2 separate regions of the Homo sapiens genome follow, and region 1 is linked to region 2. Evidence: read pairs that join two places in POLR2A ChIA-PET (ENCODE). Cell type or tissue: CD4-positive, alpha-beta T cell. All regions are shown on one strand.

The links. Peaks named below come from ENCODE experiments on the same cell type or tissue, not always from the same donor. Only the 100,000 strongest peaks of a DNase experiment are listed, where the experiment ranks them.
Region 1: POLR2A ChIA-PET joins it to region 2 with 5 read pairs; 2 of 35 experiments call an interaction of 5 or more read pairs at or near these places.

What each region holds. Positions count from the first base shown.
Region 1 is chr13:27,129,354-27,134,353 of GRCh38, reverse strand. All of the region lies in intron 1 of USP12 (ubiquitin specific peptidase 12), which reads left to right. The region is part of intron 1 of USP12-AS1 (USP12 antisense RNA 1); the gene reads right to left. Among named protein-coding and RNA genes, the nearest start is that of USP12-AS1, 6.3 kb to the right of the region's middle. RefSeq lists a silencer at 3,134-3,183 and an enhancer at 3,214-3,283. In CD4-positive, alpha-beta T cell, no CTCF peak of the experiment used is centred here; DNase peaks (open chromatin) are centred at 3,023 and 3,573; H3K27ac peaks cover 581 bases.
Region 2 is chr13:27,945,937-27,950,936 of GRCh38, reverse strand. No RefSeq gene overlaps it. Among named protein-coding and RNA genes, the nearest start is that of LINC00543, 5.1 kb to the left of the region's middle. In CD4-positive, alpha-beta T cell, no CTCF peak of the experiment used is centred here; no DNase peak of the experiment used is centred here; H3K27me3 peaks cover 979 bases.

The sequences.
Region 1 (5,000 bases), 820 kb after region 2:
AGAATGAGCTTATATGGCAAGCCAAATGTGATAGAGAAATTTTAGAAATTGAACTGCTTTTGATCAAAACGCTTTCTTTTATGCTACCTTTCTCCAAATTCTGTCCTATAAGTTGTTAGTAACCCTATAGAGAGAGCTTCTTTAGTCTTTTTCATTTATAGGGCAGTCACACATTTCAGTCATAATGTGTGACTAATTAAACATTTATTTTTCACAGGGTCTGGCTCTGTGACCCAGGCTGGAGTGCAGTGGCCTGATCATAGCTCACTGCAGCCTTGAACTCCTGGGCTGAAGCCATCCTCCTGCCTCAGGCTCTCAAGTAGCTAGGACTACAGGCATGTACCACCTAATGGGCATGCCCAGCTGATGTTTTTATTTTATTTATTTAGAGATGGGATTTCACTGTGTTGCCCAGGCTGGTCTCAAGTTCCTGGGCTCACGTGATCCTATTGCCTTGACCTCCCAAAGGGTTGGGATTACAGGCACAAGCCACCACTCCCAGCCCCAAATATTGCTTTATAAATTAGAATAAAATTAGGACATTTTTCTGAATATAATTTTTTTTTACATTTCTATATGTAGTATTTAAGAAAACTGTTGGTGATTATTAGTGAAATAGTGGTCTGAATGAAACCTGCTTTGGTATGGGCTGAGAGTTTCCGATCAGATTGATTTAGCTCCAGGTATTTCTCCCATTATTGTAGAATTTTTTTTTTTTTTTTTTTTTGAGACAGAGTCTTGCTCTGTCGCAGGCTGGAGCGCAGTGGCGCGATATTGGCTCACTGCAAGCTCCGCCCTCCCAGGTTCATGCCATTCTCCTACCTCAGCCCCACCGGTAGCTGGGACTGCAGGTGCCCGCCACCACACCCGGCTAATTTTTGTATTTTTTAGTGGAGACGGGGTTTCACCATGTTAGCCAGGATGGTATTGTAGATGTTTACTAGCAAAGCTTTTTACGTAATTTAGATGATAATTTATATTCTGGGAAGAGTAGACTACTTTGAAGTAATACTATTCTTGTTAAACTATGTTATAAAGGATCCTGAGATCAGTCTAAGCATGTGCACACCCATTCTAAAATTTTTATAGAAATAACAGAAAGATGTCATGTGAGTGTGGTGAGTGTGGTGTTTGCGTTAAGTTTATTGAACTGGAATAGAGCTAGAGGATAGACTGTGTTATTAATAGATCAGATATTTTTGAGGATTCCTAGAGGATTGCAAGATAGTAAATAGGATTAGAGAGACAACAGCTAGTAGAAAAAGTTACAGCAGGAGAGAGAATAATTAATAAGTGTTAGTTAACAGCTGACCCTGGGCTTCTTGAGAGAGCCCTGGTGGAAGCTTGAGTTTGGAATCAACAGTTCATAGTAGGAGCATGGCTGTGTTGCCATCACCATGGTAATTAAAGAAGTTCATTCAGAATAGCTGGCTCAATGGAGCCTCCTTTCTGTCCCCTTCAGAGTGGCTGGTTTGCCAGGCTTTCACCTTTAGGATAAGGCTAGAGTCATGGTCTTGCCAGAAAGTGGGTGATCTTTTGTCTGAGGAGTGCGTGAGAGTGGAGAGAGCAGAGAAGAGCTCATACATAGCACTTTGGTTTTTACAGCAGACACAGGACAAGGACATTCCTATTCTGAGTACTGCTCTTCTTGTTAACGTGCCCACCAGCTCCTCACACACATAGAACTTGAAACCAACGATCTTTTAGGACAGCCAGACCTACGCAAATGCAGAGGAAACCCTCTTGAGATACTTACACTAACCATCTTTCATTCACAAAGCCGTACAGCCAACCAGGGATTTCCAGACACTTGAGGACAACCAAGAGATTGGAACATGGAAGAGTCTCCTTCGAGGGGCAGTAATTTAATGAGTGAGGGCTATATTTCTGTTCCTTTGCTTTTTCTTTTTCTTTTCTTTTTTTTTGCCTTCCTGTACTGCTTTTTATTGGAATGATATTTTATGTTTTGCTAGTAACCTATACATTTTTTAACATGTGTAACTAAAATTTTCTTGTTTGAAGTTACTAACATTTCTACTGGCCCCTCTCTACTTCATAAGCCAATCTCCTTTGCACACATTAGCTACCCTTCAAGTATCTACTCTTTCTAGTTAATTGCTTTTTGAATACACCAAAGATAAAGCATGGAAGATATAATTATAGAAGCTAATGTAAATGTTATAATCCCTGAATATATGAGTAAGTGGCTGGGAGGTGGAGGAAATGAGGGATAGCAGGAAAGGTGAATGTGCTTATTTCCTTTTGTTTCATAGCCCGGATTTCTTACGTGCTATATGAGAATTGGTAAATCTAGCTAAAGATTTAGATGTAGAACCAGTAGAAGCACTAGAACAATACTCTACCCAGTGACACGTAATAAAAATTAGGAGGTGGCCTGTGGAAGGAGAGTTGGGAGGTAGTGTGTGTGTCAATTTCTCTTCTTGCAAAAGCACAGAATTAAGAGCTGTTGACTGAGGCATGCAATATATTATTTAAAGTTATGATAATCATTATTAAGAACTAAAACCGTTAATGGGTATTGTCTCCAGGGAAATGAACCTTAAGAGAGGGAGTGGTGAATAATACTTTGAGTTTTACACCCTCTTTACAGTTTGAATTATTTTTAGATTGTGAACTTAGAGTACTTATAAAATAAAAGGTTTTATACAAAGCATATGAAAGGGATTTGGTGCTTGTTCTGATATTTTAACTGTCCATAGGAAGCTAACCTCAGACTTTTACATAGGTTAAAGAGTGGTCTCTTTTCCATTTACATAGTGGCTTTCAAAACCAAGTGTACTTGAACAAGGTACTTCACTCTACTGGGGCAAGTTTCCATCACGTTGCTCACTTTGGTAAAATGATTACTTAGAAAAATCCAAATGACTCATGTTTCTAGTCATACCTTTACATAATGCTTTACGTTTTACAGCACTTTCACATTCACTATTTGATTTCTGTAACCCCGAGGTAGGCAGAGTAGGTATTTTCCTGTATGATATGGTGAGGAAACTAAGACTGAGAAAGTGACTCACCCAGAGTCACGTGGTTTGAGAAGTGGTGGTGGAGCTCACTGCTCACCCTCTCACCAGGAGGGTTTCACACCTGTGCAGCCTTCTGGCCTGCTATGGCTAAAGTGTCTCTTACCAGTTCTTACCTTTCTTCTTTGTAATGTACCCACACTCAAGTTCCCATATTGACTGCTTCCTGCATTCTGAATTTGTATTCAAATTGTGTTTAACATATGTAAATCTGTGCTTATTTTAAAAAATGAATTTTACTGCATTTTGAAAATGCCACACATAAACTTTGAGTGTCATTCAGCTCTTGTTATTTCTATAGCTGCACAACACTATTCCTTCCTTACTTTCATGAACTGATCTTTTCATCCAGAATTTTTCTGACACCCTTGTTTTTAAGCGTCACGGCTTGCTGAAGCAAAGTGGTGGAATTTAAATGTTGTTGCCTTCAAGAATTAGCTAATCTTTTGGACTTGTGATACTTGTGTAATCTTTTTGGACTTGTGATTTGACCTCATTTGATCCCTGCAGAAATGGTTCTCATCCAGGAAATTTGAGATTTCAACAAGTGACTCACTGAAAAAACCACGTTAGTCGTGGGGAAGTAAGCGTGCTCAGCTCTTGTTTTGGGACCCCAGTGTGATACCGTTGATACGATTGATTTAATAATACCTTTGACTAGTCATTCCAGTGTCTGGAATTCCTCAGGGATGGTTTCTGTCAAATTCTTTTTTCCTGCAAATACACCATATTTTCCTTTTTTTTTTTTTTTGGCATGTTTTGTGATTTTTTTTGTGTGTGTGTGAGAACTGAACAGTTTGAATGTTGTAATGTGGTGACTCTGAAAATCAGATTCTCCACCTCCTCAGTGATTGCTTTTTTGAGGCTTGCAGTCATCCATTTGTATAATGACTTTTCTAAACCAGTTTTGCAAAGTCTGTATTCCTTGTTGTGTGTGGTCACTGAAGTTTCTGTCTTACTATCTCTGGACAGCTATGACTTGATAGAGATTTAGTATAATGTCTGGATCCCCATCCCCCTCAATAAAGGGAAAAAAACAAGAAAGGTTGCAGCCTAAGGGGACAGAAACAAAAGCAAGAATCTGTGCTGTTTCCCCAGGCTACTGCCAGAACTGAGCAAAATGCACAATCCTAAATTGTTGAGGGCAAGGTTCCCGCTGCCAGCCCTGTTACTAGGCAGCTGCTCTAGGAGGTGGTCCTGTGCCCGCCTCTGGGGATGCTGAGGAGTAGGGAATAGTAGCTGGTTTGCATGCTGTGCTCTCTTCTCCCTTCATCAACTACTGCCCTGGGTGTTTAATGTCTGATTAGGTTCTAAGGTTCAGAATAGTTGATTCTGATGTATTTTTCAGCTTAATGGTTTTGGTGGAAGGACTAACCCTGGGAGCTTTCTACTCTGCCATTTTTCATGTTGGTCACTCCACTCGTATGTTTTGGATGTGACCGTGCTTCATGCCAGTTGGCAGCCAGTTCTTTTCTACTTCCCCACCATTTATCAAAGAGTGGTGCTTTCTTGTTGTTGAAAAGACCGAAACTACATTAATGGAATAAAGTTCTTTGCAGCATTTCTCTAACATCCTTCACAAAAATTATGCATACATTTATTTTTATTTGCTATTATTATTATTAAGAGATAGGGTCTCACTCTGTCGCCCAGGTCATAGTTCACTGCAGCCTCGAACTCCTGGGCTTAATGATCCTCCTGCCTCAGCCTCCCGAACAGCTGGGACTACAGGCGTGCTCCACAACATCCTCTGTAGAGACAGAGTCTTGCTATGTTGCCCAGCCTTCTCTAGAACTCCGGGCCTTAAGCAGTCCTCCTGCTCTGACTTCCCAAAGTGCTGGTATTATGGGCATGAACCACTGCACCTGGCCTACGCATAGCTTTAGAGTGACACTGTCATTTTATGAGCTGTTGATGGTGTGGTTACTAAGAATGGTTTTTATTTTTGCAGAACTTAAA
Region 2 (5,000 bases):
AACACAAAAAAGTAGCCGGATGTGGTGGTGTACGCCTGTAATCCCAGCTACTCGGGAGGCTGAGGCAGGAGAATCACATGAACCTGGGAGGTGGAGGTTGTGGTGAGCTGAGATCACGCCATTGCATTCCAACCTGGGCAACAGTGCGAGACTCCGTCTCAAAAAAAAGGGCAAATAATAACCAAAACTAAAAAATCCAGTACTCAGTGCTGGTGAGGATATGATGAAACAGGCACCCCACAGGAATAATAAAATAATACATTAATATGTATTTCTAAATGGCAATCTGGCAATATAGTCACAAGTCATAAACTGCTCACACTCACTAAGTTCCATATGTAGAATCTAGTCTCAGGAAATACTAAAAAAATAGGGAGTTGGAAATAAGTATCCAACATTAAGGTTTTGGATCACAGTGAGGTATCATCTCACACTAATCAGAATGGCTATTATTAAAAAGTCAAAAAATAAGAGGTAGCGAGGTTGTGGAGTAAAGAGAATGTTTATACACTGCTGGTGGGAATGTTTAGTTCAGTCATTATGGAAAGCAGTTTGGAGATTTTCAAATAACTTAGAACTACCACCTGAATCAGCAATCCCATTACTGGGTATATACCCAGAGGAATATATCATTCCCCCCAAAACACAAATACACACGTATGTTTACTGCAGCACTATTCACAATGGCAAAGACATGGAATCAACCTAGATGTCCATCAATGGTAGACCGGATAAAAGAAATATGGTACATATACACCATGGAATACTACACAGCCATAAAAAGGAATGAAATCATGTACTTTGCAACAACACAGATACAGCCAGAGACCAGGAAAAGAAAACTAAATACTGCATGTTTTCACTTATAAGTGAAGCTAAACATTGAGTACACATGGCTGCAAAGAGTGGAACAATACACATCAGGGCTTACTTGAGGGTGGAGTGTGGGAGAAGGGCGAGGATCAAAAACTACCCACTGGGGCTAGGCTTGGTGGCTCATGCCTATAATCCCAGCACTTTGGGAGGCCGAGGTGGGTGGATCACTTGAGGTCAGGAGTTTGAGACCAGCCTGGCCAACATGGTGAAACCCCATCTCTACTAAAAATACAAAAATTAGTCAGGTATGGTGGTGCATACTTGTAATCCCAGCTACCCAGGAGGCTGAGGTATGAGAATCACTTGAACGGAGGTTGCGGTGAGCCAAGATCATCACTTTAGCCTGGGCGACAGAGCGAGATCCTGTCTCCAAAACAAAACAGAACCTATCCATTGGGTACTATGCTCACTGCTGCCTGGGTGATGAAATCATTTATACACCAAACCCCAGCAACATGTAATTTACCCATGTAGCAAACCTGAACATGTATCCCTTGAACCTAAAATAAAAGTTAAAAGAAGAAAAAAAAATTAAGGTTTTGGATAACTAACTTATGTTACATTCACTCAATAGAATATTACATAACCATTAAAGTTTCTGTTTTCAGAGTATGTAATGGCATGGGAATGCTTATTTTGGCTCATACATTTAAAAAGGCAAGATACAAAAGAATATATACAGTGTAGTATTTTGCAACTATGCAGTGATAGCAGGCTGAAAAAGGGCACCCCAAAAGATATCCATGTCCTAATTCCTAGAACTTATGAACATTACTTTGTATGAGAAACAAAATAAACAAGCAAGCAAACAAACAAAAAATCAAAATCCAACTCCAAAGAGTCTTTGCAGGTATGATCAAGGATTTTGAGGCCAGGTGTGGTGGCTCACACCTGTTATCTCAGCACTTTGGGAGGCCGAGGAGGGTGGATCGCTTGAACTCAAGAGTTTGAGACCAGCCTGGGCAACACGGTGAAACCCTGTCTCCATAAAAAATACAAAAAATTGCCAGGGATGGTGGTGGGCGCATGTAGTCCCAGCTACTTGGGAGGCTGCAGTGAAAGGATCATTTGAGCCTTGGACGCAGATGTTGTAGTGAGCCGAGATTATGCCATTGCACTCCAGCCTGGGTGACAGAGCAAGACTCTGTCTAGGAAAAAAAAAAAAAGGATATGGAGATGGAGAGGTTATCCTGGACTGTTCATGTGGGCCCTAAATGCCATTGCAAATGTCATAATAAGAGAGAAACAGAAGGCCGCTCATGCCTGTAATCCCAGCACTTTGGGAGGCTGAGGTGGGTGGATCGTCTGAGGTCAGGAGTTCCAGACCAGCCTGGCCAACATGGTGAAACCCCATTTCTACTAAAAATACAAAAATTAGCTGGGCATGATGGCTGCATCTATAGTCCCAGCTGCTTGGGAGGCTGAGATAGGAGAATCCCTGGAACCCAGGAGGTGGAGGTTTCAGTGAGCCGAGATCATGCCATTGCACTCCTAGTTGGGCAACAAGAGTGAAACTCCGTCTCAAAAAACAAACAAACAAACTATATATATATATATATATATATATATATATATATATATATATATAGGGAGAGAGAGAGAGAGAGAGAGAGAGAGAGAGAGAGAGAGAGAGAGAAACAGAAGAGATTCCCTGCAGCCTGTCTCATCTTATGCACACACACACACACACACACACACACACACAGAGACAGACATGCACACACACACTACATGAGAAAGCAATGTGAAGAAGGAACAGAGAGAAATTTGTAGATATTGGCTTCGACACAAGTCAATGTCAGCAACCACTAGAAGCTGGAAGAAGCAAGGAAGGGGTATTCCCTAACAGTCTCAAGGGGGGTGTGGCCCGGCTAACACCTTGATTTTGGCCCAGTGATAACAATTTTGGACTTCTGGCCTCCAGAACTGTAAGAGAATAAACTTCTGTTGTGTTAAACCACCAAGTTTGTGATAATTTGTTACAGCAGCCACAGGAAACTAATATAGCAGTATTCCTGTTATTACTGTCAAACAACAAACAACTTCAAACTTAATGTCACACAACAACCATCTCATTATGTTCATGGATTCTGTGCGACAAGAATTCAGATAGGGTATGTAAGAATGACTTGTCTCCATGCTACAGCGTCTGGAGCCTCAGTTAGGAAGAATTGAATGGCTGGGGCTGAAATCACCTAGAGGGTTCTTTACTGGTATCTGGGCTAAAACAAAGTTGAAATTTGAGCTTACTTTGGGTTGTTAACCAGAGTTCCTCCTCATTTGGCTTGGGCTTCCATAGGGTTGTGGCTTCTAACATTAGTGGTTCAGCGCTCCGAGAGTCAGTGTTCCCTGTAGGCAGGATGGAAGCTATATGTACTATTCTGACCTAGCTTCAGAAATCACATGGTGTCACTTCCACCACCACTTTCGGTTGGTTGAAGAAGTGACAGGCCCTCCCAGGTTTGAGAGGGGGAGACATAAAGCCACCACTCCATGGGAGGAATATAAAAAAATTTGCAGCTGTGTTTCAAACTTCCAGTTTGCCGCATGTGCACAAATTATTTACGTTCTTCCACATCCAAGCTCTTTCCTCCCAAAGTTTCATCTCATTAAAGCACCGGGCTTATGCTCAAGGTACAGGGTCTCATGATATAAATCAGGTCCAGGTGCAGATTAGGCTCCTTCAGTTAAGTTGCTTGAATATGGTCCTCTTGATCTGAAAACGTATGAAATAAGGTTTTCTGCCACTCTTCCCCCAAATAAGCCCAACACAAAGTGATATAGGTATAGGATAATGTGTATAAATACCCTTGTTCTAAAGTGTGGAAAATGGAAACAAGTAACAATCATTGGTTTATGTTAATTCTGAAACCTATCTGAGCATATGTTGCCCATGTATTGGTTAGGGCCCAGTCCTGCTTGTTGCAAAGTACTCTCCGGAAATTTTTCCTCTGCTTTGTAGGTCTTTATTCCCATTTTCTGAGTTATCCTTTCTTCTCCATAAAAAGTAGCCTGTGTCTGGCTGGGCACGGTGGCTTCCACCTGTAATCCCAGAACTTTGGGAGGCCGAGGCAGGTGGATCATGAGGTCAGGATTTCAAGGCCAGCCTGGCCAAGATGGTGAAACCCCATCTCTACTAAAAATACAAAAATTAGCCGGGCATGGTGGCGGGTGCCTGTAATCCCAGCTACTCAGGAGGCTGAGGCAGAGAATTGCTTGAACCTGGGAGACGGACATTGCAGTGAGCCGAGATTGTGCCACTGCACTCCAGCCTGGGTGACACAGCAAGACTCCATCTCAAAACAAACAAACAAACAAACAAACAAACAAACAAACAAAAAGTAGCCTGCGCAGTTTCAGCCTGCTTTCTGACTAGAAGTCTGGGGAGCCTTATTTTATTTTGTACTATCTGTTCCTTTTGAACAAAGCTAATATAATTCCTTTAACATCTTTGTGGGTTTCTTATGTATCAGTTTATAAACTCCATGCCATTAGATAAGGCTACACCCACAAATCTCTTTGTGATAAGCTCTTCTCTACCTTGAGCTCCCCATGAAGCTGTAGTGCAACAATGCCTGCAAGATTTTCAGAAGCCCTACTGTTAGACAGAGGCTGTTTGAAAGGCTTCCGTAGAATCCTTAGGAGGCCTTTTGTCTACTTGAAAGAGTCTACAAAGGACCACCTTATACCTTTCTTAGATCTCAACAAGGAGCTTTAAAGTCATATGTTTGTCTTCATTTTTATTATGAGAACACATTTTCTTGACTGTATCCTAGATTTGATCTTCCCTAGAGGTCTTTTCTTGCCTTGAGAATCTCCTGCTGGATAAATTCAGCTGAAAGCCCTCTATGTGTCCTCTTAATTTGACGTGAAAGCTGATCATCATATTTTTTTATTTCATCTTCATCATTTCAGATTTTACACAGGCAGCTATAAGAAGCTGGTGGCACCTTTAGTATCCTGCCCAGAAATCTCCTTGGCTGGACTACTTGAGCTTATTAAGTACGCTTCCGGTTTTCCGTATTATCTCAGATGACAGTGTTGCCAAATTTTCTGCCAATATATAATAAACATTTTATTTTCTCCAGCTTCAAATACTATTTTTTCTCACTTTATTCAAATAC